2 separate regions of the Mus musculus genome follow, and region 2 is linked to region 1. A link is a loop called in an ENCODE intact Hi-C map of the cell type or tissue named here. Cell type or tissue: heart. All regions are shown on one strand. Each heading gives the region's core, and the rest is flanking DNA. Links, peaks and the distances in the headings are about the cores only. Region 1 overlaps 2310030G06Rik (RIKEN cDNA 2310030G06 gene). Region 2 has its middle 42 kb from the start of Gm32462.

What was found. A loop is a pair of places that touch in the nucleus more often than their neighbours do. Peaks named below come from ENCODE experiments on the same cell type or tissue, not always from the same donor. Only the 100,000 strongest peaks of a DNase experiment are listed, where the experiment ranks them.
Region 2: it touches region 1 in a loop (3-fold over the local background); 2 of 42 quality-filtered maps call a loop at or near these places.

The regions. Positions count from the first base shown.
Region 1 is chr9:50,729,656-50,744,772 of GRCm38, reverse strand. It overlaps 2310030G06Rik (RIKEN cDNA 2310030G06 gene), which reads left to right. Exons shown (of 4, transcript NM_025865.3): 2 at 2,475-2,512; 3 at 3,413-3,477; 4 at 4,024-5,082. The coding sequence ends at 4,272. It also overlaps a transcript of Dixdc1 not described here. Among named protein-coding and RNA genes, the nearest start is that of Dixdc1, 9.2 kb to the right of the region's middle. In heart, for the core only: a CTCF peak has its summit at 9,565 (motif pointing right); a DNase peak (open chromatin) is centred at 9,529.
Region 2 is chr9:50,436,881-50,451,997 of GRCm38, reverse strand. No RefSeq gene overlaps it. Among named protein-coding and RNA genes, the nearest start is that of Gm32462, 42 kb to the left of the region's middle. In heart, for the core only: a CTCF peak has its summit at 7,814 (motif pointing left); no DNase peak of the experiment used is centred there; H3K27ac peaks cover 817 bases.

The sequences.
Region 1 (15,117 bases), core at 8,335-10,834:
ACAATTTTCATTTTAACACTGAGAACATGGAGGAGGTTCAGGGAAGTTGAAAACCTGTTGAAATTCTCTCAGTTAGTCAGACACAGTCATTCTAACTCCAGAGCCCAGTCTAACAATACTGTGCTAAACATTGTAACCAAAATCTGGTTTGTACCGTAAAATACTAGTAGAATTGGACAATTTTTTTTTGTTTCTTATTGTCATATTAAAAACCCAGACTTCAACATTATTTGAAAATTGATCATCTCTCTTATAGAATATTTATTATAGCCATTTTTGATACAGAAGCAGTAAGCATTTACTGCAGAAAATTTGGAAAATAACCAAGGATAAAAATAAAAAGAGATCCTAAGGGGCTGGAGAGATGGCTCAGACTTCAGAGCACTGGCTGCTCTTCTAGAGGATCCTGGTTTGATTCCCAGCACCCACAGAACAGCTCACTATTCTCTGTCCCTCCAATTCCAGGGGACCCAACATTATCATACGGACATACATACAGGCAAAACACCAGAGCATGTTAAATAAATAAATAAATTTAAGAGAGAGAGAGAGAGAGAGAGAGAGAGAGATCATAGCAAAGACAAGAACATTTTCCTGTGTTCCCATGTTGGGTTTTAGGTATGTATCTTTTAGGAGGGTGGAGTGAGGAAAAGACATTGGAAGCTCAGGATCTGTAGTTACAGGGCATTGTGAAGCACCAGATGTGGATGCTGGAAACTGAACTTGGGTCCTCTGCAAGAACAGTATGCACGCTTAACCACTGAGCCAGCCTTCATACTATTTTGAAACACACACAGTTTTTAATTGGAAAGCATGTCTTTTTATTAGGTTAGTACAAATTTAGTGAAAATTTTCCATGCTATTAGGTGTTCTTTTTCAGCATCTTTTTCAAAGTGGCCACCTGGTTTGCTATTCTCTATATCTACCATTTACTTAGTCACTCATCAATACTGATCAAGTAGGCTGTTTCCTATTTTGAAGTGTGATGCTGCAATGAGACGTCATCTTTATATGGTCATGTACTGGGGCACGAGATTGCTACATCAGACAGTAGATGCACTTATGCTTAAGGGTAGTTATCCTTATTGCCAATTGCATCCTGAAAAGATTGTTTTCATTTTTATTCTTATGACTGCTGTGGAAGATGGCCCATTTAGATTCTTTAAGTCTAATCTCAAACTGATTCTGTCATCTATGGCTATCAGGTTGTGTCCAGGTTCTATGCAATATCCAACTCAGAAACAGGCTCTGTTCACTAAAATTGGATGAGTCTGGTTGTGTAGTCACCCATTAATAGTGTCTCTGTCCACTTCAGTACAAACAAGCAGGAAAATAGGAGTGTGACAGGGAGCAAGGCATTGGTTCCAGTGACCCAGCTCTGACCCAAAGTGAGAGCTGAAGGAGCAGAGGATGGAGCTGGGAGACTGACGGAAGCCATCTTTCTGCCACTCCACCTTTAGTGTTTAGCTAGACCAACCCCCTGGCCTTCAGCAAGTTGCCTCAAAACTGAAAATCACTCCAAAACAGAGGTCTTTATCAGACGTGTGGAAAAATCCTGATTCCCCCACACCCACGGTAGTACAGTCATCATGATTTAGATGTCTGCTTGTCATTCTCTTCCTTTCTCTTTAATTTCCATGAGAAGGAAACTTCCTGAGGAGAGGCAAAATCAGACAGGTGGGGCTCTCGAGAGATTTGGAAATATACTAGCAAGAATAGGCAACCAAAGAAAGTTTGAAACTGTTCACCCTGTTTCCCTCAGACAAGTGCATCAGGCACGTAGACATGTAGGCTCCACTAGGGACCCCAGGAGCAAGGTTGCTGAGTCACTCCCCAAAGTCAGTGTTCCCAGTTCTGGAGACAGAGTGCTCCAAAGGGCATTAAAGGTTAAGCATCTCTCACTTTGTCTGTTAACTAAAAACAAGGACAGGGAAGTAGGAAGGGTAACCACTTACTGGAATAGAGCTCTGAAGGGCCTTGACTAGGTAGGTAGCCCTGGTTGTGACAGCTCCTATAACTCTCAGAATGGAAGTCTCAGGTTTCCAAAGACAGCATGCCCCCTCCCCACCTAAAAAAAATAGCAACGAAGACTCAGCCTCTGGATCCAGGAATATATTCCATAATTTGGCAGATTTCCCTCAGTCTCTCCTGGGATTAGCTTCATAGACAATCCCAGAATAGACTTCAAGCCAGTAACATCCCTGGCATGCAGTGCCTGGTTGCCTAAACCAGTATTTTGGGTTTGGTTATCTCAGTCTTACCGCTGTACTTTCCAGAACCATCCATCTAGGAGAGGCATTGTATATCCTTGGCAAATATGTTCAGGCTGACTCTGGCACAGAGTGAATTTTTGGGGGTGGTGGCGGTGGTGGTGTGGATAGCATCCAAAAATGTGAAGGAGATCACAGAGCAAATGTGACAGGGAGAATGTACAGAGCTCTCCTTGCACACTGGTGATCTGTTTCTCTACACAGGAGCTGCCCATCGACTTTCCAGAAGAAAAGCAAAACAGGTAATAAAGGAGAGGGTATTAAGAGCAAGGGAAATCAGAGAAGAGAGTAAAGCCTTGAGGAAGACAGAGAAGAGACATGACCTTGGACTCGATAAAGGGGAGGTGGTATGACAAAAAGAGTCTTTAGTTTACTGGGTCTGAGGCTAGCCCCGAACCTGTTGACCTTACCTTTCCCATTACTTCAAGGGACAAAGTTGGTTGCCCATGCTCTCATCTAGCTACAGCATACAATTGAGCACTTGTATTATACATGAGCTGTTCTGTAGGTTCCCAATGAGGAAGCATGGCCCAGAGGAGGGTTCCAAGAGCTCTGGAAGAGCAGAGAATCAACTGTGAGAGGCAGATACATGTAAATACATAACTGTAACATCTGCTGGTGCTACAACAGAATACAGAAAAACAAAAACAGAAGCCATGGGTGTAATCTCAAGTTCATAGGTCAACAGAAGAGGGTGCTAGTGGGGCAGAAGAGTTCTCAGGCAAACACTTGGGAGAGAAATGGCTTGGTTGAAAGTGGCCCACTGGTATAACTCAGCACGTACTACATTTTTGTAGTATTTTGTCACCTCATATGACTTCCCAGGTACATGGTAGATTTCCCAAGGCAGAGGAAATAGCTTACTCATCTTTATCTCCCAGAGCATGGCCCAGAGCCTAGCACAGGATGAGTTGTCATTGCATATTCATGGAACTATGTTTGAGGGCTGATGAGCAAGGAGGATGGAAGATAGGGTATCCTGAGGAGTTTGGGAGTAGATTAACAGATGTGAGACAAGTAGGAGCTCAGCCAGAGAGATCTGCTAGACTCCCACGCCAATAGGCGAGTAGACATTTGAAGAGGGCAGTCTCGGTAGAAACGGGAAAGAGACTGAGTTTAAAGCTAGCTTTCTTCCCCCACAGGGAGCCACCCAAGACCCACATTGAGCATCCTGAAGCAGCAACAGCTGTGGCAGAATGGCACAAAGGTAATGGTCGGCCTCTGTCCCCTCCTAGGCCCACTCAGATGTTGGTTCCCAGTGCTCAGCTCTCTCACCCTGAGACAGATTCGTCACAACCATCTGTAGAAATTGCTCTGTCAGGCGGGGGAGATGGCTCAGAAGGTAAAGTCCCCGCTGCGCAAGCTTGACTATCAGAGTTCAGATCTCCAGAAGCCACTTAAAAGCCGGAGGCAGTAACAGAAGCTTCTGTGATCCCAGCACATCCCTACTGGGAGATGGGAAACAGCCGGAAATCACTGGACGGTTTCTAGCCTGGCTCGTGCAGCAGCAAACAACAAGAAAGAGCCTGTTTCTAACAAGATGGAGTGCAGGGACCCTCCTCCAAGGTGTACACACACACACACACACACACACACACACAGAGAGAGAGAGAGAGAGAGAGAGAGAGAGAGAGAGAGAGAGAGAGACTCATGTTGTGTTTGTTACCTGGCTTCCCAGAGGAACACAGCAAGGGGACCTCAGTGTAAAAGGCCCTGCATGGGAACCTCCCTTAATTCTGCTGATTTCTCCCAGGACTATGAGACAACAGCACCCACGTATGAGCAAGTGTTGTACCCGCCTGCATCTCAGAAGAAAACTTCAAACTCCACGTCGGAGGAGAGTGACTTGCATTATGCGGACATTCATGTGCTCAGGCAAATTCGGCCACACTCTCTCCACACAGTGAAATGCCTGCATTCAGAATCTGCTACAGAGTACGCCACCCTTCGCTTCCCCCAGGCCACACCTCAGTATGACAGCAACAACGGAACCCTGGTGTGAGCCCTCGGGAAGACGTTCCGATTTCTACGATTTTACCATCCTGTGGGAATAACCTACTGTTCTCGAGAACAAGGACAATGGCCATGTTTTAATCTTAAAGGACACCAGAGCATCTGGAATTATGGGTCTCCCTACTCTTTCCACTATGAATCTTTTGGTTTGCCACTGTTGTGGTAAGGTTAACTATGGGTGGACTGAGTTCCAAAAAAATATTTATGTGAAAAAAAAAGGTTGACCTTTGACCCCTAACATTATTTGCATTCTCAAATGCAGCAAGAACCCTCTATGCACTTTGGCTGTTTCTGATAGGAGTTATTTAATGATATTTGATTTTCTTAGGGCTTTTTGTCGTTATTTGGTTATGTCTTGGTTGTTTTGTTTTTTGAGGAACAGGATCTCATGTAGCCCAGGCTGGCCTGGAACTTGCTACATAGCTGAAGATGGCCTTGAAATTATGATCTATCCCAGCCTCTTACTACCAGTGCTGGGGTTACAGATGTGACCACTGTGCTAGATAATTATATTCCGTTTTTACACCTATACCCCAAAACCGAAGAGAAACGCTCTTCGGAAATTTTCTGAGCCTTTGCACACAGCCTCGGAGCTACTGTGGACAACCAACCTAATAGCTAGGTCAAAGGCTCCAGACCTTATCACAGAGATGGGACTCCAACTGTTGAGCCTCAAAGACTTCAATTTGTCGACATTAACAGCCACGAGACCACATCCTGGAGAAAGTCTCCTGGCAGGACTGTTAGCTCTCGTCTGAAGAACCTTTCGAATCAATTAATAAATAGTATGTAGAACAGGCTGGTGATTGATTGTTCCTGGAGCTGAATTTTATAAGGTGTCCCAGCCCACACTATTGAAGGTCAAAGGCTGGGGTATGGATTTGTGAACAGACGGCAAGCTCCCATTGGTTGAAGACGGGGAGTAGGCGGGACTAAATGAGCAGGGTGGGAACAAGGAGAAGCGGGGCTGGCGGCTGGTAGGGAGTTCTGGTCTGGAGGCTGGAAGGCGGGTCCAGAGTGGTAGGGGCGGGTTCTAGGTCGGCTGGAGGCGGGGCCTGGAGGGCAGGAGCGGAGCCAAGGCTTGCTAGGGCTGGCTCTTGTCCAAGAAAGGCAGGCCCGAGCGACGCAGGCCTCCGGGTCGCCATGGCAGCAAGAACGCGCAGCTCCGTAAAAGTGCCGGCTAGCCGGAAAGATGCTGAACCAAACGGGCCGATAGTTTATGAGGTAGGTGCCGAAAAGTGGTGAGTAGCTGAGAAATGTCATTACCACCTGTTGAGCCTCCAGATCGGAAGTAGGGACGTGCAGCAGAAACGAGGGTGCGAAGGGAAAAATTTTTCGGTCTAAGCTCTCTCTGAACCCTGTAGAGTCTTAGTGTGCAGTTCTTGCTTAAGACGTTAGAGCTTAGAGATGAGCTGTAACTCATTCCCTTTGCTTAACCCGTCCTGCCATTCTCCCCAAATATACTTTTTGGTTCAATAAGAGGGTGATTCCCTGAAGATGAGTAGAGTACTGACAAGGGAATTGCAACACACACACACACACACACACACACACGCACACACTCACACCGCACATTAGTGTTGCTATTATCAACCTTACAGAGAATCAATGCAAATTTGCAACGGTTGTAGTATCGCATAAAATTCAATAGTCGTTGTCGTTGTCGTCGTCGTACCACCACCGCCACCTTTACTGCAATTGCTAGGCCTTTTCTCTGACACCGACCTAGTTAGTGCAAGAGGGTTTAGAAGAGGTGGGGTGGAAGACTACCCTCGCTGCAAATTGGTAGGGCAACTCCATGGCTTATTTTCTATGTGTTAGTTAGGGGGTAAACAAAATAACCCTTTTCAAGGGTTCTTAACCATGAGGGTCAAATAAAATGCCATAGGCAACACTATGTTAACATAAAATTCTGTAGACAAATTCTGCTGTAGAATTTTAAATGCTGAGCCAGGTGTGGTGTGTGTACCTGTGATCTTACCACTTAGAACGTGGCGACAGGATGATCTGGGGTTCAAAGTCATTCGCTATTACATAGAAAATTGGAGGCCAGCCTGGGTTACATGGGACCCTTTCTCAACCCCCCACACCCTGTTTCAAAGTTCATGCTTCCTGTCGGGAGTTAAACGTTCCTGAGGGTAAAAATAAAAATGAGTTTAAGAAGTTTCTGAAGAGTGAAAAATGTGTCTGGTGCAGATAATCTGGTATTTCTTCTGGTTATCTGAATAAATCCCATGGTTTGTTTTTTTTGTTTGTTTGTTGGTTGGTTGGTTTTGGACATGTATGTGGGAAAGACTGTATGTCGGGGGAGGTGGTGGAAAGTGGAGTCAGGAAAGCATCCTTCTTATCTCTGTGAAAACCTAAGTTAAAGTTGTTTTAAAGTGTCCCTGAAGAACTAGAGAGGTGGCTCAGCTATAAGAGTGGTTACTGCTCTTCCGAAGGACCTGAGTTAGCTCACGACGTCCAGTAACTCCAGCTCCAGGAGATCCATCCCATCTTCTGACCTCCACGGTCACCAACCACCTGCCTCTACCCCCTACACACAGACAAATAAAAGGAAAAAGTATGCAGCTGAGATGACTCTCTCTCTTGCCATTACAATATCTTAGCTGCTCATCAGGGTTCTAAATCTGACACTTTAAGATGACTTAAGTTAATAGATTAAAGGGAGCGCACTGACTCCTCCTAAGTTAATTTAGCTTTTGAATTTTCTCCGACTATGTATTTTCACAGATCTCCTTTTCCTATCTTAAGGTGGCCCTGAATTGGATCTTCTAGGGAATCTGAAGATGGGGACTCAAGTGGTTATGAGAGTCTGTAACTCCTCTATGCCTGGAGCGCCCTCTGTAAGTGCCTGTGTATTGTCAGGAGTGTGGTGGTGACCTTACAGGAATGCCTGTGCTATTCTGTGTAGAGCCTAGAACAAGACATTATTGCCTTCCTTTCTTGCTCCTCGTTCTTGTAGAAATTCTACCTCATTTCTAGAGCATCAATTCATTATATATATATATTTGGAATTAATAAAACCAGAGAGAGATTGGGAAACTCTAATCAGTATATATGAATTATTTAAAAGATCTCAATAGTTTGTTCAAAAATAATGTTAATTACAAAGCATTTGAGAAACATAGCAAATTATGATTAAAAACTTAAGAACTAGCTGGGTAGTACGGTGGTGATGGATACCTTTAATTCCAGCATTTGGGAGCAGATCTCTGAGTTTGAAGCCAACCTGGGCTACAGAATGAGTTCAAGGACAGCCAGCGTTACACAGAGAAATCCTGTCCCCAAAAGAACCCCTACCCTATAAGTCTCCTATCCAGAAGCAAACTGTGAATATTCTAGTCATTATCCTAGTCTGTTCATTTATGCAAATGTTTTCTGTGAAATCCCATTATATGCAAACTTTGATATTGTTAACTTCATGATATGTATATTTGTCTTTGAGTCTTATTATTATTTTATTTTTTTGTATATGAGTGTTTTGCCTCTATGTATGTCTGTGCACCACATGCCTGGGGCTGACAGAGGCTAGAGGAGGATGTTCAGTCCCTTGGAACTGAAGTTACAGACAGCTGAGAGCAGGCATATAGGTGCTACTAATCAACCCTGGGTCTTCTGGAAGATCAGCCAGGGTTCTTTTTTTTTTAATTTATTTTATTTTTATTATATGTAAGTACACTGTAGCTGTCTTCAGACACTCCAGAAGAGGGAGTCAGATCTCATTAAGGATGGTTGTGAGCCACCATGTGGTTGCTGGGATTTGAACTCAGGACCTTCGCTGGAAGAGCAGTTGGGTGCTCTTACCCACTGAGCCATCTCTCCAGCCCCCAGCCAGGGTTCTTAACTGCTGAGCCATCTCTCCAGCCCCTACTTGGTTGGCCTTTTGAGGAAGAGTTTTGTTATGTATCCTAGTCTGGCACTAAAATCACTGTATAGCTCACAGTGAGGCAAATCTCCTGCCTCAGCCTTTGAAGATCTGGGATTACAAGTATGCACTACCACTTTCCAAGGGTGCTTTTCACATCTACATTGATGCCCCTGGAGTGATATTTAACATTGTCTTTGCTGATCATTGTAGAACCAATGAAGTCTGTGGGAAAAAAAAAAAGTATGCACTACCATGGCCAGATTTGCTATAATCATCTTGACTGTTGATCAGTCCCTGTTCATTGAAGTTTTGAATCTCTCCACCAATCACATTGAAAATAAGCAACCTGGGGACCAGAGAGATCGCTCCGCAGTTAAGAGCGCTGACTACTTTTGCAAAAGACCTGGGTTTGATAACCAGCACTCACAGATGCCTTTAAATCTAGTTCCAAGAGATCTGATGCCCTCTTCTGATCTCTATGGGACCAGGAACACATGTAGTGAACAGGCAAAGCATCCATATATTTAAAGAAGAAAATAAGCCAATGTAAGACTGTTTTAAAAAGATAAGAACTTTTTAAATTATAGATTGGTATTTTATTTTTCCCTTAAACCAAAATTTTATTATGTATAATAATACATCTTGCATATTAAATAACATTATAATAGAGTCATTTGATAGTGTTTTAATGAAGGACTTTGGTTTTAACATTTTATTTATCTCTCTGTGTGTGTGTGTGTGTGTGAGAGAGAGAGAGAGAGAGAGAGAGAGAGAGAGAGAGAAAGAGAGAGAGAGAGTTGGAAGTCAAAGAGAGAGAGAGTTGGAAGTCAAATGGAACTCTTGATTCCCTGCAATGGCAGCGCTCTTAACCATTGAGCTATATCTGGTCTCCAGACCAGATATTTCAAACAGAGTAAAAAAGGAAACATTTTCAGGCTATAGAACCCTTCTCCACAGGAAGAAAAAGTTAAACGTAACTTATTCTAATTGGATCAATGTGGCAATACACTCAGTGATTAGTTGTGTCTTGTTCCTACTGCCCTGATGTCAGTGGGGTCGAAAAGAAAGCCTAGTGCTCACAGCCACGTCCTTGGAGGAAGAGCACGTTTTGGATTATTTATCAATGCAAAAGTGGTTCTTGTTGCTTGAATGCAAAGTAAATTGGCTCCATTTATCCAGGTATGAGCATGCTACAGAATAAGGAAGAATGGTGATTTCAGAGCTTGCGCACATCCTTCAGAGGGCAGCTGAACATCAGAATATGGATTCCAAGACGTGAGGATGCTGAGCCCTAATGAAAGGCTAGGTTTTACCAGTGTAATTAGTAACAGTGAGGCCGGTGGTGATGGGCCAGGCAGAGAAGCATGGGAGCAGTGTTTTCCTAGTTGAGAGACTTGAGCCACTTCCACAACATCCACCAGATGTCGCTGTCTTGGTCCAGTTGTCAATGATGGATGTTTGGCAGACAACCTGACCCTCGATTTAGGAAAAAAAAAATTGTAGAACGCATTTCTGAATCGTTTGCTTTGGCGAATCTGCTCGGGCATGATTTATACCGAGCCCTGCTGTCTGATGGTTACTTTGGCAACATTCTACCCAAGTCTCTCACCACTCTCTCCTATTTTTTCTTCTGCCCGTTTCTGGCTGTCACATCCACCCTGTGTTCTCTGTTCCTTTCATCTGATGTTGTGTTCTCGGGTTGTCTATTCTGCCCTCAACCCTGGTTTCTTACCTCAGTATATGACCTGTATATATGAGTGGATCTTTCATTCTTCAAGATTTTGCTAAAGGAATAGTGCCTGGTACATAAACATAGAATAAGGAGCCAACATTTGTTTAACAAAAGAGTGCATGGATAAGTGAAAAGAAATGACAAGAGGCTACCATAAGTTATACTTGTCTCGAGAATACAGTAAGAGACAGGGAAAGACCCATAGCCTTAGGCTCACCGTGATTAAGAACTAACTGATAGAGCACTGAAGGTTCTAGACCTTTGCATTTATCTGGGTTTGTTTGTTTGTTTGTTTGTTTGTTTGTTTTTTCCAGTGACAGAAATTGAATAGGTTCTCATACATACCTAGCAAACACTTTACCACTGGGCTACATCATCAGCCCTTTAATTCACTGTTTTGAAGTGTGGTCTTATTAAATTGCCAGGCTAACCTTGAACCCTCTGTAACCTACTGAGACCTTGAATATGTGAACCTCCTCAGTTTCCCAAGGAGCTGAGAGTATAGGCTGGTGCTATTAGGCCTGGCTTGGACCTTTGAGTTTTGTTTTATTTTATTATCTTTTTTTTTTTGGAGACAGTTCTATATAACCTAGGCTGTCCTAGAACTCACCCTATATACAAAGATCATACTAAACTCTGGATCCTCCTGCAGCTACCTCCCAGTGCTAAAATTGCAGGCATGTGCCACCATGCCTAGTTTGATCTTTGAATCTTTGGAAAGTTTATTTTGTATTATGTATTTCAGTATTTTTTTTATCTGTATGTATGTGCACAGCATGAGTGCTTGGTGTCCATGGAAGTCAGAAAGGATGTCAGATCCCATGGGCTGGAGTTATGGATGCTTGTGAGTCACCATGTGGGTGCTGGGAACCTAACCTCAGTCTTCTGCAAGAGTAATACCACGCTTTAAACCACCGAGGTTCCCACCCAGTCACAATGACCTTTTCATTTTCAAAAGAAAAGGATTGAGAAATTCAGCCAGTTTTGTATTTAGCATCTACAATGTGCCAGACTCTAAGTCTTTTTAGTTCTGGAATAAGCAAAACATACAGAAGTCCTGTACAAGTTTACTTATGAGCAGGAGACGCTAATGATAAATGAACAGTAAGCGAGATGTGGTGGTCGATGCCTTCAGATGCAGCACCTGGGAGGCTAAGGCAGGAGGATAGCCAGGATAAGGTTATCCTTGAAGGGGGGAGAGTGGGGGGGGCGGGAAGAGAGCTGGGGAGATAGCTCAGTAAAGCAAGCTCTAGGAGCTAAGTTCAATCCCAGGACCCCTGTGAAGATGCCAGTGTAGTAGTGTCCTCTTATAATCAAGAGGCAGAGACAGGGAGCCTCCAGGAGCTGGCTCCTCAGCCAGCTTAGCCTAATTGCTGACTCCCAAGTACCAGTGAAAGCCCTTGTCTCAAAAAACAAGGTGATGGTGCCTGACCCTGACCTCTGGCCTCTACTTGTGTGAGCACACCAGCACATGAGTGCCTACATACATATGTAAGTACCCACCCACTGCCCCACAAGGAAAGGACAAGTGAATGGGGAATCGCCATGGTGATGGCGAAGGCTGCTGGGAAAAATAAAAACACATCAGGAGAGACACCTAGGAGTGTGGGTGTGAGGTGGTATTGTCATTTAAAATAGAGCAGTAAGAGAAGGACCAGGAGAAACATTTGAGCAGGGACAAGCCAGGGAGGTGTGAAGATGAGTAAGACAGACTCTAATCAAGAGTGGTTACAAGAGGTCACAGAGGGCAGTGGTGGCATGCTCAGTTAACACGCACAAAGGCCCTGACTCATTTTCAACACTAAAAGAATAAAGGGAAGAGGAAAAGAGGCAAAAGACAAAACAAAACAACAAACCAACAAACGAAACCAAAAAGTGTGGTCAAAGAAGTTTCACAGAGAGACAAAGGTTGGAGGAGGTGAGCTAACGATGTGGGGAGCAGGAGAGTAGAATGTGGGACACTCAAAGCCAGTGGAGAGTCAGTGTGAAAACTCAGAGGTGAGAATGAGCCTTGGTGATCAGGGAGCTTTCTAGCCTAAACAGAGGCAATCCCAGGGGAAGCCCTCTGAGCCAGACACAAAGAATTTCTATTTGATGTGCTGCAGAAAAGAAGTGTGCAAAGACAACGGGCCCTGGGGTAGCAAGACGAATCTATTGTCTGAGAGTGGTTGGAATGAATATAGACTGGCAAGTGAGAATCTGGAGACAAAAGAGCAGTTTAGCCACTTGAAGTGCAGGGGTGGAGGGTTTACCTAGCCCTGGGTTCTCGGCCCCCAGCACTGTAATAAGTAAATACATACACACATACATAAACCCAGTTTAGAAGCTAGGACATGTTTGCTATCTTGGCTGTTGGGTACAAGCCTGTGTGTGTGTGTGTGTGTGTGTGTGTGTGTGTGTGTGTGCTGCCGCTGCTGCTGTCTCTGAATGTAAATGTGAAAGAAATTGTAAGCATGAGGCCCTTAAAGATCCCAGATGGTATGAGGAAATAAAAGGAAGATTAAGAAATGATTTCAGAGGGTCATTGATTGTCTCATTGTCAGTTTTAAACATTGGTTTATGTAAGCTGCCTTTCTGCTTCTTTTCATCATGAATGACAGCTGTAGTGACTATGTTAAATTTTTCATAGGTGTGAATCTCACACATTTTAGTTTTACACAGAGAGAAGTCACAGGCAGTGTTTTCACCAAATGACAGCTTTGTTTAAGGCTTAATGTCTTAATTATGCAAACATGTTATTACATTTATTAATAGATGGTTTGAATACATTTTTCTAATGTTTCTTTCACTGGTTCATTCATCCATCCATTCATTCATTCATTCATTCATTCATTCATTCATCTAGGAACACTGGGTTAGTACCTTCTGTGTTGCAAGCATCAGATTAAAATACTTTGCTGGGTTGAGCTCAGTGCCAGAGTGCTTCCTTGGCACCTGTAGCCATAGGTTCAGTTCCTGGCTTCACCACTTAGTAATTAGGTCAGGAGCAAAAATCTTTACCCCCTAACCTCTCTTCATATGTAAATATCAACTGCTCACTGTAATTGTGACCATCACACGTATACATATTATTGATTCCTATAGGACATGGGACATAGTGAAATGAGATCAATTTTGCTATTCCATTAGAGATTTGAGTGGCTTTTAGTCTGTGGAAGTACTTGCCATTGCTGGTAAGATTGATGCAGGACTGACTGAGGTCCAGCAGACGCAGACTCTGAGAGAAGCAGGAACCTGTGGAAAGCAGTTTGCTGCAGTTAGTCCTTGCCTCCGCCCAGGCCTGCTGCAGTGGAAGGAAGGGGGTGCAGCTCCCAGAGTGCTTTGTGGCTATCCCATATACAGGCACTGCACTGTATGGATTATCGCCCCAGTCACTGTTCTAACCCACTTCCAATCTGACCCACTTACTGTCCCAGCTCTTTACTGACATTGCAGTAGCATGGAGTAGGGAGCCTGGAACAGAATATGTTCATGTTCCTCTGAGACATAGTTTATGAGCAATTTTACGTTATATGGACCAACAGAAATGTTGTGCTGTTTCTAATCATAAGATACACGCTGTGGTGAGATGGTTCAATGGGTAAGAGTACCCGACTGCTCTTCTGAAGGTCAGGAGTTCAAATCCCAGCAACCACATGGTGGCTCACAACCATCCATAACAAGATCTGACTCCCTCTTCTGGAGTGTCTGAGGACAGCTACAGTGTACTCATAATAAACAAACAAACAAACAAACAAACAAACAAATCTTTAAAAAAAAGATACACACTGTATTTGAGCTATTATAGTTTGAAGAGACGTCTCAATAGTCTGAAACAGAATATTTTGAAATTATGTCATCTATATTTACATGAATTTTAGTTGCCTAGTTGCCTTAGCTATATTTCAAGCATTCAGTAGCCCATGTGGCTAGAAACCACTATTTTGGACAGCATATTTCCATCTTAGAAAGTTATAATAGAAACTACTTCCCTAGGTTTTCAGGAACTATACTATTTATTTATTTATTTATTTAGCCATATGCCTTAAAACAAGTCACTTAGGAACTATACAATTTATGTATTTATTTATTTATTTTGTCATATGCCTTAAAACAAGTCATTTGTCGAGCACCCTGATGCCCTCTAGCATGCGTGGAGGGTTATTGAAAAGGACATGAGCTCAGGCCTCCAAGGGCTTTATTTAGATCTCAGCCACTGTAATGATTTACTGAGTGACCGTGAGCACCTCTCCTGATGTTGTCTCTTCCCTGCATGAAATAAGGTAATGGGCCAAATGAGATCTCTATTTTGAAGATTTGAAATTCAGTATGGGGACTGGAGAGATGGCACAGTAGTTAAGTGCACTCACTGCTCTTCCAGAGGACCCGAATTTGGTTTGCATCACCCCACACTGGGTTGCTCTCAACATCCTGTACCCCGGGGTACTCAACATCCTCTTCTGGTGTCTGATCTCCAAAGGGGACCTTCACACACATAGCACAGACACACAAATACATCGATTATATCTAGGCATGGTACTACGTGTCTGTAATCCCAGCACTTGGGAGGCAGAAACACGAGGACTAGGAGTTCAAGGTCATCTTTGGCTTTTTAGGCAGCTGGAGACCAGCCAGGGCTACCCACGGCCCTGCCTCAAAAGACCAAAATGATAAGCAAATCGGTTGCTTTGTAAGTCTTCTCTCCAAAGCACTGAGCTCCCAGGCGTTGTTCCCATCAAAGACTGGAGTTTTGAGAAACCGTGATTTCTTGGCATGGATGACTGTCTGTAGGCCTCCCTCTGATGCCCAAACTGACTTATATAAACTGAACATTTTGGTTTTTCATCATTAGGTATGTAGATGTGCCATGTGCAATTCTATGCCATTGCAAGTCTGCTCATAAAGGGCCCCATTGTCTTAAACATGGGTTAGTGAGTCTCCTGGTGGTATTTTGCCTTGGACTGAAGGAACAGTAGAGAGTCTTGGTGAACCACCCTGGCTAGCTGGTGGAGGACAGAGAGGTCTCTGACTTGCAGAGCGCTCAGGATCGGTTTCACTTGGTATTACTGCTTTCCTCTGGCTTCAGCCTGAGTGGAACAGTCAGGATTTAACCAGCTGAGCGACCAGCTCAGGGCAGGCTGACACTCAGCTTCCTGCTTCTTGTGGTCAAAGGCACTTTGTTTGTTTTTTCTTCCCCAGAAGAACTTTGTGTTTAGCAGCTTTAGATATCTAGTCAGGCTGCCCCAAGTAAG
Region 2 (15,117 bases), core at 6,345-8,844, 290 kb after region 1:
TCTAGCTCAGTCCAAGAACTGATCACTCAAGAGAAGCATTTTGTGGTCTGATATTGCAACACTGGGGGAGGCTGCACAGAGAGGGTCTAGTAGGTAACTGACCGAGTGAGCTGAGAAGCCTGCTGGTATAGCAAGAGAGAGAGAGGGGGGGTAGAGGGAGGGAGAGAGAGGGAGGAGAGAGAGGAAGAGTGGGAGAGAGAGAGGGGGAGAGAGAGGGGGGAGGGAGAAGGAGAGAGGGAGGGAGAAGGAGAGAGGGAGGGAGAAGGAGAGAGGGAGGGAGAGGGAGAAAGGCAGAGAGGGAGAAATAGAGGGAGAGAGGGAGAGAGGGAGAGGGAGTTTGTACCAATCACAGCACACTCCACATGAAAATGACTGTTGTATTTGCACCAATCATGCCCTTTAGCATCAACCATAGCGTTCCCTTGTTGGGTCCTGGGGCTTTCTCTGGTCTAGGTGGAAATGTTTCTATCATTTAAAGTTCACTAAACCTTGTGACAGCTAAAAAATTCAGTGCAAGTGGCTTAAATCCATCCTGCGTGGAGCCACACGTTCAGGAGGCAGAGCTAGCAGCTGTGATGGACATATACCCTTCCTTAGGGCTCAGCAGGGTGTTCAAAATGGCCGTGGTAGTCTTGCTGTCTGTTTGAAATCTACTTGTTTTGCTCAAGGGCGTGGGGCAGCTAGGGAGAGTCCAACAGCTGTCAATTAGGGAATCACACTACCTTACACCCAAACGTCTTTCCTTACTTACAGGCCAATGGACATCAGAAGGAGGGCTCACAATGAGAACATAAAGGGATTAACAGTGGATGATTTTTAATGATGCTGACAGTATAACACTGGTTGACCTGCCTGGTGTCTCGAGGAGGAAAGATTGGTTCCCCCAACCCCCCACTAGCCCCATTTGTCTAAGAAGTATTATAAAGTAGATGCTGTTGGGAACTTTGTGCAATGTTACTGTGGACTTTCTATACTCATAACACCCCTTTGATTAACACACCACAGAGATCAAGACAAGTAATACTGTAATCCAGTATAGAGTATATGTATTCCAGTGCGGCCAGCGCATAGTGCAGGACATGACAACTTAGGGGTTAGGGAAATCTTCACGTGGGAGATCTCTGAGCATGCCATTGGCCAGTCGAGAGTTAGTATTACATCTAATGTTAGTTTGAGGCAAGTATTCTATAATGTTCCTTTTTAATTTTTCTGTCTGTGTGTGCACGTGTATGTGTGGGGGGTGCATATGCACGTGTGTGTGTGTGTGTGTGTATGTAGAGATAAGAAGAATGGCTTGGGCATTGCTCCCCAGAGACACTGTCCACCTCATTTTGAGACGAGGGTTCTTATTGGCCTCCATCGTGCTGAGGAGGCTGAGCTGCCTGGTGAGCTCCAGAGCCCTGCCTGTCTCTGCCTCCCCAGTGTTAGCATAACACTGTGCACCACCACGTCCGGTTTTGATGTGGGTTTTGGAGGACTGAACTCAGGTGCTCGTGTTTGTAAGGCATATACTCTGCTCGCTGAAACATCTTGCTGGCCCTCTGCGCTTGTATTTCTGTGCGTCACATGCATGTCTGGGCCTGCAGAAACCGGAAGGTGTTGGGTTACCTGGGACTGCAGTTACAGACAATTTTGAGCTGCCATGTGGGTGCTGGGAATTAAACCTGGGTCTTCTGGAAGAGGAGCCAGTGCTCTTAACCCCTGAGCCACCTTTCCAGCCACTCCCCCTTGTAGACAGTATATTGTTTTAAAGTCAATTTACCTCCTACTATTTTAGCCTTGCTGACACACATTTTAATTACACATGTGTTTTAAACCTGAGAGCTGCTGTTATTACTTGGAAGCATCAATGTTTATTTTGACTTATTGAATTTTCCTTCTTCAGTCACAAAGTTCCATTGGATAGTTTGTGGGATTCTCTAAAGATAGGATTTTTGTATTCCATGGGTATACTATATGTGTGTGTGTGTGTGTGTGTGTGTGTGTGTGTGTGTGTGTTTTAAAGCTCCTCAACTCATCCTTTTCTTCGGATTTTAGCTAAAAGGTGATTGTGGTTGTTATAGAGTTTGTGACTCCAGGGAAAAGACCACAGACTCCATCCAATTCTAATTAAAAGATTTATTGATTAGCTGCTAGCAGGACGAACAATCTGAGTCAAATTTGAGATTGCCATGCAGAAGGGGTGTGGGGAAGGGCTTTTAAGGAAGAAAACCACACGAAGATCTTCAGTATCTATGCAAGCCAGCAAAAGCTATTCTATTCTCTCGAGTTAAGTAATTAAGGAAACTAAAAAAAACAAAAACAACAACAACAACAAAAAAAAACTTTGGGCCTCTGCATAAGCAAGTTACAGAAGAAAAAAACAAAAGAAAACAATTAGTCATCATAACAAATAGGTATTCCCAGCTGTACATTTTTGGGTGGGGGGGGGGTCGCTGCTCAGTCGGGGTTACTGGGAACTTATTTTCCTTATCAGGGACAAATGGCTGGTAGGTACCAAGATGGATGCCTAGCATAAAATGGAGCTTCTTTATCTACAACAGCGGTCTGTCAGCCTTCTCCCCTCCCCTGCAGATATTGCCCGGCAATTGGACTTTGGGGCTGGTCTCTTCCTGGTTCTCCCTTAGCCTTGGTGGACAGCGCGGCTTGTACTTGCAGGAGTGCCTGTTTGGATTGCATTGCAGGAGTTCTCGGTCCTGGGATGGAAGCCATTTGACGACTTGCCAAGGAGTTCACACGCCTCACTGACCCCCTGGCTCCCATAGTCAATCTGGTGGCAGTAATTCCGCTCCTCCACAAACTGGTGGGGGCCACTGAGCAAGGACCTGTCCGACGCTGGAGCCTCCAGGCGCTCCAGCTTCACCCCTCGTCCAGGACTGCCTTGTGTAGCTGTCTCCCGCCCAGGGACTGTGGCGGGTGACTTCAAGCTCTTGACTTGAAATTGTTTCTTATGTGTTCCTTCTCAAGACAGGGCCACAGCTCTCTGGGACATACGATATGATTAAATGAACCCCTCGCCCCTGCCCACATGACCTGTTAGTGGGTCAGTCACTCTCTTCCTACCAGGGCTGTCTGGCTAACCCCGTGGATTAGACTCCACTCCCCACCCTACAGTTGGAGCTGGCACAGGGCATTGCGCGCTGCCTGGGGGAGCTGAGCGCTGCTTGCTTCTCTGTGGGCTGCCCACTGTCTCTACTCTTTAGCAGTCCTATCTCTGATTTGTGATGCTCTTCCAGTCTCCTCTAGGGTCTCGTATTTATCTCTATCCGTTCATTCACATCACAGGAGGCAACTGCTGGTCTGTCATCTCCTGTTACATGTTTGAGAACTGTCCGTTATCAGATGTGTCACTTGAACACATGGCTTTGCATTCCATGGCCTATCTTTCCCCCATTCCCTTGATAGTGTTGTCATAAATAACTAAAATTTAGATGTTTTGGAGTCCAGTGTATCAGTTTCCTCTTATGAGTCAGATCATGCCCTTGGTATAGTATCTAAACCATTTCTCTATTTTGGCTTGTGCCATTTTCTCCTTGGTACTAAGCACGGTGTACCTCAGATGCTCTACGTATGTATGTATATAAGTAATCCCCACTGAGGAGAATTCTAATATTCCATGTCCTATTGCATGTTCATTCCTAATCTTCACTTAACGACAGGTTCTAGGGGTCACCCCACTGTGAGACGTGGAAAGATTTCTCATTTCCTTCTTCACTGATGTGTATGGATGTCTAACAGCTTCCCAGAGTCTAACAGCTTTCTGCGAGTCCTCCTTCCCCCTTTCACAGAATCCTTTGTCTATCTTTGAACTAAAACTATATGAGCTCATTTATCCCTGACCTTATTGGTACATTGTCCCAGACTCAGAGAACTTCCTGACCTTGGTGTCTTTTCTGCTGAGAAAATGAATGGCTCTCATGACCTGCCAACAGGCCCTGGGAAATTGAAGTTCTTACTCTTTGTGTAACATCCAGGTGCCTTTCATCATCTTTTTTTTTTTTTTTTTTGGCATTCATTAAAGGAGTTAGAAAATCTGAGCTTTCTTTGAATTAATATTCTGTGTTTATATGAACACCATCCCTTAGTGCCTATGTTAGAGAAGACAGGGACACAGTAATGTTGCAGCTTCCCCCAGTCTGGCATCTACAGCACCTATTTAAGAGTATATGCTAAGGAGAGCCCTAAGCTTCGAGGAAGCTAAACATCTCGTGGTGTTTACAATCCATTGCATTTCTGTGTAACGGTTATTAAATCCCAACAGCTGTTCATTGTGTCAGTTCCGAGGTAATGTAATAATCTCTCAGTCTGAGAAGAAAGTTAATACAGCCCAGGGACACAGGAAATTAAAGGTAAGACTGATAGCTTTTTGTTGTAGAAATTCATACTTATAATGTGCTTAAAACCCAAGATATGGGGGCTAGAGAAATGGCTCAATGGTTAAGAATATGTACTATTCTTCCAGAGGTCCTGAGTTTGGCTCTCGGCAACCATGCTGGGTAGCTGCAATCCCCAGTAACTTTAGCTCCAGAGGACCCAGTGCTTCTGGTCTCCTAGGGAACCTGTACTCATGTGCACTGTCCCCACACAGACACTGACACAGACACAGACACGTACACATACTTAAAAGGAAAATAAGTATTAAAAAAACCCAAGATACAAATCTATGGGAGGAGGGGTTCCAGGAAGTGGAAGTGAGGGTTAATGGGGGAGGGGGGAAGGAAAATAAGTTCTCTGTTTAGGAGGAATTTCTTCAGACTTTATTTTGTGGATGTCAGGGCCTTTGGTGTTTAGAATTCACTGGGCACTTAGAACAGAACAGTTTATTTCAAAACATGAATTCTACAGAAATTACATTCACTTTTACATTGTTTTTGGAGGGGGTGGTATACAAAATGGGACTCCTAATGGCATATAAATTCTTGTAAGTAATCAAATTTGGAAAGATTTCAGATAGTGACTTAAAATGTAAGAACATGCCCTTCCTCCTTAAAAATCTTTGAGGAAATTAATGAGCAAAATTGTTGGCAGACCGTGACTCTAAGCTACATTTCCCCTCTTCGGCTCCTTACATGAACTTGTACTTGGAGACCTTCATGCTCCTGAGCACATTCATGGCTGTGTGCGCTGAGCTGTTTCCTGCACGGGCAGCAGAACCATCGCTGCTGTGTGTCTGTGTGTGTGTTCACACTCTGTGTGTTCACACTCAGGTTCAGCACTTGTGTGGGGCGCCCTGCCTGGTCCACCCCGGGATCCCTAGGCCCACTCTCTCAACCTCCTGCAATGAAATTTTGTGATCATGAGAAACATAAGTTACTCATAGGGTCTCTTTGGGGTCAACTAGGCTCACGCAGTAGGGCTTTCTGTTCTTTCCCCATGAATTGTACTGAGTCAGTAGCTAACAATTGATTCACATTCAAGTTGAGCGGTCTGGTGAAATATCTGTGTTATTTGCATCGCATTGTTTCATAATATCACATTGTTTCATAATAATTATAGAACCCAGAGGAGCCTGCAAAAATCAGCAGAGAACTTAAAGACAGAAAAAAAAGTCTGTTTCTTTCAAAAATTGGAAAGTCAATATCTTAAGCCATTTAAGTAGGGAAAAAAAACCAGTGAAGTCCATTTTTCACCAAAAATTCTTAATCTTATTTAAAATCACTACATTAATGTACTTATATTTTAGCTCCAGAAAACTACTGTGTTGGGGATGAGGTGACAGCTCAGTGGGTGAAGGTGTATGCTGGGTAAGCCTGGCAACAAGAGTTACATCCCCTGAACTCATAGGAAGAGGGCAAAACAGAGCCAACTACACACACACACACACACACACACACACACACACACACACACAGAGACACACACAGAGACACACACACACACAGAGACACACACACACAGAGACACACACACACAGAGACACATACAAAGACACACACATACACACACAGATGCACAGACACACACACATACAGACACACACGCACACAATGACATTCGTGCCCACATACACATTATGTGTATGCACACAATAAACAAACAAACAAACAAACAAACAAACAAACAAACAAACAAACGCCACTACATTAGAATATAATTTGTGGTGGCAAGATTAGGATGAATTTAGAATTAGTTTAGAAATCAATCTATGTGGTGAGGAGAAACTGAAAGAATCAAAATTTGACTTTATTTGATTCTAATCTTGTTCTATGGTCTTCATTAATTATAACAACTTTTGAATGCAGGTGGGGTCTAATTTTCCTTAATACCTACATTACCCAACAAAATTATGGCCTGGCCTTTGTTCTCCTCCTCCTTGTCTTCCTGTCTCTTGTTTTCTAAATAATAGACATCACACCTGCTCTTTCACACAGCTGCCACTGTGGCTAGGTTTGCATCTCTTTAGTCTTTTGTTGTTCTTCAGCTCCAAGACCTTGTCACCCCCATTCTCCATTACTCTTTAAACGTGGTTTTGTTTTGTTTTGTTTTTTTTTTGCTTATATTTTACTCTTTGTCTTAGTCAGTGTTCTGTTGCTGTGAAGAGACACCAGGCACACAGCAACTCTTACAAAGGAAACCATTTCACTGGGGCTGGCTTACAGTTTCTGAGGCTCAGTCCTTTTCCTCATGGCAGAAACCATGGTGGCTGAGAGTTCTACATTGGATCCAAAGGCAGCAGGAAGAGAGAGAGACACTGGGCCTGGCTTTAGCTTTTAAAACCCCAAAGCCCAGCCCTATGACACACTTTCTCTAACAAGGCCACATCTACTCCAAAAGACATGAATATAGCTTTAAAATAAGCCTCATTAATCTAAAGGCAAAAACAAAACTAAACCCAATAAGCCTCAGGCAGAGATATTCACTTTATGGGATTGGTACCCCTTTATAGTTTGCCATGCTGGCGTCTAGACAGTCATGCTGGCTTGGGGGCCTCCTCTACGTGAACCATTGTTCTCAAGGCTCAGGAGGTGACTGTCATTGCTCACTGGGGTGCACAGCAGGATTGTCTCAGACTCAGGAACTAGATTGCATTTGAAGGTAGATATCTGCTTGACCCTGAGTGTTAAAAATAAAAGGTCTTAGATTGTCACTGAAATGAAAACACAGAATAAGATTCTTAATGGTGCCTGGGAGGTGGCTCAGTGGGCCTAGGAGGTGGCTCAGAGGGTAAAAGTGCTGGCCCCAACGCCTGACAACCTGAGTCTGACCCTAGGAATCCACATAAAGAGCCCGATGTGGTGGCGTGGAGCTAGGACTCCTTTGAGATGGAAGCAGAGACAAGAGAACCAGCCGGAAGCCAGTGGTCTGCACAGCAGCAGAAATGAGAGAGACCCTGCTGTCACAGGGTGGAAAGCAGTGACTCCCCAAGGTTGTCTTCTGATCTCCACATTCGTGCTATGGCATGTGCATACCTACACACACACACACACACACACACACACACACACACACATAATGAAACCTTAACACTTTTTGAGATTATGCCTCAGTGTTCTAAGATTCCAGATTTGGTGGAGCCTAATGTAGGCAGAATTTGCTTTTCCGTTTCTTTACTTTGTGCTACGTTTCATCACAGCCCATGGCCTCCGAAGTGTTTATCTGATGCCTGAGATTAGGATGGCAGTAAAACTGGTTCTAAGATGCCGTCTCGCTGAGGTATCACATTACCATTACAGAAGTACAAGATAAGGAGAAAATTTTATAGGTAATATGCTGTGGAATCCATCCACGCCCAAGAAAGCATATTTTGCGTGCATGGAATGTGGTTTTTCTTATCCTTGTATGCCCTTGAGCTGGTGAAATGTTTCACGAGGAAGCATCGCCCTCTAGTGGCTGACTGGGTGTATAACAAGACTCTTTCTTCCTCTCTCCTAACTCCACCAGGCCTTCCCTTTTCTCTTTCTTGATAGTTTCATACACATATACAATGCATTGTGAGTATATTCACCCTCATTATGCCCTGGGAACCCCTTCCTTTCCCTCTTAACTCCTTCCCACCGAGTCATCCCTCCGTGGCCATTAGAGAAGCTGATATGCTCTTACCCCAGCAACAGTTGACAGTCATTGGCTTAGCGGAAACTGATGGTCGTCACCGGCACATCCTCATGGGTACGTTCTCCACCCACGGCCCATTCTTGTGCAACTGTAAGCTTTCTTTACAGCTCCAGGCATGTGCTGAGCTGTGGCCTGGAGAACTACGGATGCAGAGCCCACCATCCAGCTTCTTGACAATCACTTTTTGATGAGTGATTCTGCGTGGTGCCCGGTGAGAGCGTGAGCGCGCTCATGCGCCCCCCCCCCCCATAGTTCTCCTAAGCCAGAATTTGAACACTGTTACATATGTGTCAATTAGCGCATTCCCCATAAACTCCAGCAAGGTTTTCCCTTCGGGAGGCTTCCATTTCTAGCGCTTCCTGCTTGTCTCTCCTTGGCACCAGTTGCATTCCCATTGCTTTCTGCAAACAGCCTCTGGCTTCTTTTTAAACCTTCCATTTCTCGGAGCACTGGGTTAGATCCATTACATTCCCCGATGCCCACCTTTCTCCTCAGATTGCACATTGTGTATTTCTCTTTGTCCAGCTTACTCCCTTTCTTATAGATAAGGCTTTCTAAGATATAAGGCTGTTTACTAATAACCACGTGACCTAATTAATACTAGGCTGTCTTGAAATTTCCACCAACGTTATTAGTCCAAAAGCCTTCAGTTTAGCTGTGGGTAGACTTTTTAGAACAAAGGCAAATTCTTTGCCACAGTCCCCTTTCACAGCAGCTTGGGAAGTGAGGAAGGGACTGGAAAGGGTAAAGGAACAGAGATGCTCATAGAGCCTGTGCCTCAGACCTGAGATCCAGAAGCAGGAGTCCCAAGTCTTTGCACTGATCCTGACCCAGGCAAGTGATCTCTGCAGGTCCCTTTGAGTTTCTTCTTGCCCTGTCTCCTGCCCTTGCCAGTGCTTCTGGTAGCGTCGGCTGCTTCTGAGCTCCGGATGTCCCCAGAAGACTGGTCTCTCCACCTTTCCCACTCCTTACACTTCAGGACATGTTAGCGTCAGATCTCCCCACCAATTGACCTAATACCCACCAAGCCACCCCACCCTTCCTGCGGAAAGCATACTGAGTAGCCCCTGTGTATGAAGCAGAGGTGTCGACCAGATGACTCAAAGGAAGTTCACTCTCCAGAAACAACAATGTCTCCGGGGAGCTGTGGGAGGTGGGTTGGGCAGGCTTTAAGAGAAAGGCGAGTCTAGAGTCGGGAGAGAAGGGCCAGCTTGTGCAAGGGTGGGCTATGGAAAGATAGCCTCACTGTGGCAAAGTAGCTGCTGGTGAGCTGAGAGGCAGAGGCAGATGGTGAAGTGTGGATGATGGAGCAGAGGGTTGGTGGTTTTGTGGAGAGATTTCACTGGCGTCTACATGGGAAGAGGAACCTCAGAGGGTTTGGGCCTTCATTTTAACTTTTATTTAGATAAGATTACAAAATCTCGGACTGCTGACAACTGAGTGGTTGGGGGTTGTGGATTTAGGTCTCAGGTGACCAAAGTTTGGGGGATGAAAGCAAAGGGTTTGCAGTTGTTAGTGATGAAGTCTAGGGCATTCTAGTAACCTTTCAAAATCCTCATGGCCTCACATGCCTTGGCAACTCTAATTGATTATAGAAACCTATCTATTCCCTTCGCCCAAGTTCATTAAGTTCTTAACTTCCATCTCTCGCTGTCTTCTATCTCTTTCAAGATAAAGCGCTTGGCTCTATCTTCCTCTGCCAAATCTCTTTCTTTTCTTTCCATGGTCTCTGTGCATGCAGACATTTGCTCATCCTGAATTCCTGAAACATTTTCTCCCACTCTGAGTTCACCTGTAAGGAAGCAGCCAGTCCTCCGCAGGCAGTGGTGGAGTCGGTCTGCCACTCCCCTGAGCTACATAGCCTTGCTCTCTCATGCCTGGCTCAGGTAGCCTCATAAGGCCCTACGTGTTTCCTGCTTCTGAAGAAACAAGGGACCGCGGCAGAGGCTGGTGATTAAGGCCTGCTACTAAGGCTTCCTAGTGCCAGGTCTCTGCAGCAGGCAAAACAAGGGCCATCTCCTCTGTTTCCAAGCGCTTCCTTTCGCTTGCTCCTCAGCCCCATATTAAGAGCTCCCCAGCAAGCTCTTTGTGCCATACAAAAGGCTGGGTTTGTGGCAGTGTGTGGAGGAGGTGGTCACCATGACCTGATGCAGAGCCGAGGTGAGGCTTGTCCTCCGACCTGGGGTAAAGAATGAGGAAGCTGAGTTATGAACAGTTTGTTCCAAGTGGTTGGTGACACAGGCTAAGAGCCTCAGAGTGATGGAGGCCTGCAGGCAGGGGGCTGGCTTTTCCTAGGTCTTTGTGGCTTTAGTCTTTGTGTTCTCCTGGGCTACCTTTCCTCACAGTAGTGATCTCTGGATGCAGGTTCCCTGTGTGTTGTATGAGATGACCTCTAAGGTCTGGGGTTTTATGAAAATGTCTTCCACACAGAGGCCAAAACCCAGCTGATCATGTCTGCCGACCACCTGTTAGGTCATGTGAGCAGCTCACAGCCTCACCAGAGAGACAGACCTCTACACTGGTCATTATACTGCAGCTAGACAAGTTCCGGGGTCCAGTTATATGTAGGATATTTTAAATATTCTCTCTCTCCTTCCTTCCCTCTCCCTTTCTTCCTTCTGTCTGTCTTTCAAATGCACTCATGTAACCAGGGTGGCCTTGAATTCACTAAGTAGCCTCGGCTGGCCTTGAACCTGATCCTGTATCTCCTAAGTGCTGGTTACAAGTGTGCACTATTACGCCTGTTCTATGTGTTGCTGGGAATCAAACCCAGTGCCTCATGGATGCTAGACAAGTTGGACCATGCTACCAATGAGTCACACCCCCAGTTCCCCCATTGAAAACCTTTGTTTTGTGTGAGTGTCCCAAACTTTATTCATCTACTGGGACCCTGGTTTGTGTCTCTCCTTTGCAGCTCTTCTCAGGGCCAAGGCAATCCTAATCCCCTGGGGCCTGCAGAGGAGGTCCCTGATAATCCCTGTCCTACTGAGGGACTGTCTAAACATGTGACTCCTTGGCATCCAACACAGCAGAGGGCACATGGTTGGTGCCTGCCAAGTCTCTGCCTGCAGCTGTGTCTGCCAGCCTCCTGCCTGTCAATCAACAGGAGCACAGCAGTTAAAGCAGCCACGCTAGTCACACTTGTTATTAAGTATAAAGGGAAACATGGTTCAGGCCAGAAGATGTGGCAGCCAGAGGCCTCCACGGTACCAGCTACTTACAGGGGAACCAGCAGGGCTAGGCCTTCCCTGGGTATCCCCATGCTGCTCTCCAGAGGAGGGGCTAGGGTGTTAGGAGATAGATGCCAACCTAAGGACAATGGCTATTAGCCCATTTCCCAATTTTACCAGTGGCTATCACTCCCAGGTACTGGGAAGCACTGCTCTTGTTTAAAATATTGTCCTTTTGTGACTGCATGCCCTGTGTGTGTGTGTGTGTGTGTGAAGCTCAGGTGCCATTCCTCATGTGTATCCATCAGGGTCTCTCACTGGCCTGGGACTCTCAGAGCAGGCTAGCCTGGTTGGCTAGTGAGCCTCAGGGTCCGCCTATCTCTCCTTCCCAGCACTGGGGTTATAAACATGCATATGTAAAGCTCTGTTCCTGGCCCCGCCCACTTCAGCTGCACAGCCCCCAGTGCCTAGCATTTCTGGCTCCTTGTCTATTAAGCAGGGTTAATATTTATTTTTTTTAAAGGCTGTTGTGAAGACCGCAGAAGATAAGACACACGATGAACAGTCTTCATATCTTTTACCTGTCTGAGCTGTGTAGGGTGACTGTGTTCACTCACAGAACAATCACTGTATCATGGCGGAGTGCTGGCCTCCGTTCTGTGGACGAGTCTTGGCTTTCATAAAGCGCACATTGTCTCAGGGAGACAGAAAAGAAGAAAGCTGAAAAAGAAGCAGGCTCATTGCAGACATTGAGGGGATGCAAGGGCAGGCTGATCTGAGGAGAGTGTTTGGGTATGGGGCCTAGTGGGCTTCCGGATGGGTAGGGTGGTTGTACTGGAATGGGGATTCCAAGACTAAGCGCTTAAGCCTGCTAAAACCTGGAGAAGTGCCACCGGGGCAAAGAAACCAACAGGACAAAATATATTGTGGTGGGAGGAGGCCTGGCCAGTTCAGAGGAAGAGAGAAGGTCTTTGCAGCAGAGCTGGGGTGCGTGGGGAGAGGTGAGACCACATGTAAGGGTAGCGCCAAGCTGTTCCCAAACCTGGAGCTGAGGGTTTGGGGACCTGCGGTGACCCCACAGCTGTGTTGGATGCTAAGGAGTCACATGTTTAGACAGTCCCACAGAAAAGTCGAAGGCCTAAGATGACTCTATGCAAATGACTCACCAGCTTAGGACGCTGTATGGTCGCGGCGGCAGAATCCATGCTCCTTTTGATACCTGAGTTTTCAAACTCAGTTGATAACTTTTGATGCTGACTTTTCAGGGGTTGCTGAAAGCCAGCGTACTGGTCACTTTTCTCACTAAACACCAGACGAGAGCAATGTAAGGAAGAAGGAATTTGTGGATAAAACACGGCCGCAAGGGCATGAAGCCTATGGTTTCGTTGCATCCACAGAAAGAGAGAGCAGCGCGCCTGCGCTAGAAACCTGGAACGTCAATATGGGAACCAAGGAGGCAGCCAGTGTCTAACTTACTTCCAGGGTCCGAGAAGCTCTGCAGGATTCACTAGCCACACACCCCATTCCAAAGTAGCTGTGACTAAGAATGAAACGAAACCATCCCTTCCAGTTTGCATGTATTCTTTTCTTCTAGTGGCTACACAGTCTTTAGGATACAGACTTTAGAGTAGGCTTAACTAGGTAGGAGACCCAAAGAGGCTGCTGGGCAAGTTGGTGAAAATCTTTCTTATCCCAAGGGCAGAGGCTGCTGTCTGTTTTTTTTTTTTTTTTCCCCCATAGACTCAGGTGTGTGTGTATATGTGTGAGCCTCGGCGCCACCTATCTCTCCTTCCCAGCACTGGGGTTATAAACATGCATATGTAAAGCTCTGTTCCTGGCCCCGCCCACTTCAGTTGCACAGCCTCCAGTGCCTAGCATTTCCGTAAGTCTGGCTCCTTGTCTATTAAGCAGGGTTAATATTTATTTTTTTATAGGCTGTTGTGAAGACCGCAGAAGATAAGACACACGATGAACAGTCGTGTATTTGAGTCAAAAAGGTCATTTAGATCTACTGCTCTTGTGGGTCTCCAAGCTGCCTTACTGTTGGGGATACCTGGGGGAACTTGTGATAGTATTAATTAGTTTATTAATTAATAGCTTCTTGGTTTCTGCTCTGGGGAATTCTGACATTTGCATCTGGGTTTAAACGACCTTTGCCTGTATTTCTTTGTGCCCCCAGGATGTCTCAGCTAAGGGCTAGCTTCTAGCTTGCCCAGATTTGTAGGTCCTGGTGGCTATGAGGTACCTGGGAGCCAGGTGTGTGGTCTTTAGGGATCGATCTGGGCTAAGAAGGGCGAGGGGTACGCCTCTGGAAGGAACCCAGGAGAAGCTAGGCATAACACATACATCTGCAAGTCCAGTTTGCAGGGGCAGCACTAGTGACCTGGATAGGACAGGAAGATGTCTCCTTCTTCAGGAAGCTTCTACAAGTAAAGTCTTCTTGCAGGGCCAGGGCCTCCTTGAGAGCGCTGCTCTAGACAGGCAACCGACAGGTGGCAGCAGCGGCCCATAAGCAGCCAGGGTGCAGCCCCAGCAGGGAGGACCACAACACCAGGGCTCGGGTGGGCGCGGCTCCTCTTCTGGGCATGGGGCTAGGCTGACCCTGCAGGGAGAAGGGTTCCTGGGGGCGAAGACGGTCTCAGGTGCAACGTGAGGCAGTCCGATGCGTCTGGGAGGGGGCTGGCTTGGGAGCTGGAGTTAGATCAATCCGTGGGGCATGACACACCCTGGTTTAGTCCTTATGATTTGTGGGAAGCAAGTCATGGAGCTAGGTACCCCCAGGCTTAGCCAGGGTCCTTGGTACACTGCTGCCTCGGTGTGGTGTGAAGACTTGTTTGGTTTGTGTGTATGTGGGGTAGGGGGGGCAGGGGAGAAAGATTAAAAAGAAACCCCTGGAGATTAAAAAAAAAAAAAAAAAGAAAGAAAGAAAGAAAGAAAGAAAGAAATACTGCCCTTTCTTTAAGACTCCTTAGAGCTTAGATTTCTCAGGCTTAGTCAAACCATTCTAGGCAAGAGAAAGGTTAGTGTAGAAACTGCAGATGCTAATAGGATGGGCGGTCCTTTAATTGGTCCCTGCCAGGCAAACCCAAGACCAGCACATTGCCTGGGAGGGTCAGGATTCTTTTTATTAAAAAGCTGGTTGCCCTGGAGGAGCCTCCATCGGATCTGTGAAGGTTTAGGGGGGTTGGTGAGCTCTGAGGACAGGATGGTTAGTTTGGTGTCTTTGCTTTATTCTCATTTAGTTTGTGAAAAAGGCAGTCTCTGTTCTCATACTTCAATAAATTATGGACTTATTCTCTCTTCTCTCTCTCTTTTTGGATTAGGGAAATGGCATGGTAGGCTCCAATGAACTTTAAGCCAGAAATTGATTCTTCTCTGCCATTCATCATAGTAATTGGGAAAAATAATTTTCCTCAGACTCATTTGTAAAATTGGGAACAAATGTTACCTGGGAGGATGGTTCTTGTACTGTCTGCCTAAGTGCTCTCTGGTGTGTGACCATAGTTACTGTGGAGAGCTGTCCCTATAGCCTGAGTGAGATATGCTAGGGATGACACTGGACAAGATGAACATGGGTCATCATGAATCTGGCATCAGGTGGATCTGCCCATGGGTGTGGAAGGGCCCACACTGACCAGGATAATGCTGAGCCTTGGAATCAAGCTTCAGGAATCTTTACAGAGAAGGAATGGAAAGAACCGATAGGCGGCGTCTTAGTTAGGGTTTCCATTGCTGTGAAATCCTACCATGACCAAGGCAATTTTTTTTTTTTTTTGAGACAGGGTTTCTCTGTATAGCCCTGGCTGTCTTGGAACTCACTCTGTAGACCAGGCTGGCCTCGAACTCAGAAATCCGCCTGCCTCTGCCTCCCAAGTGCTGGGATTAAAGGTGTGCG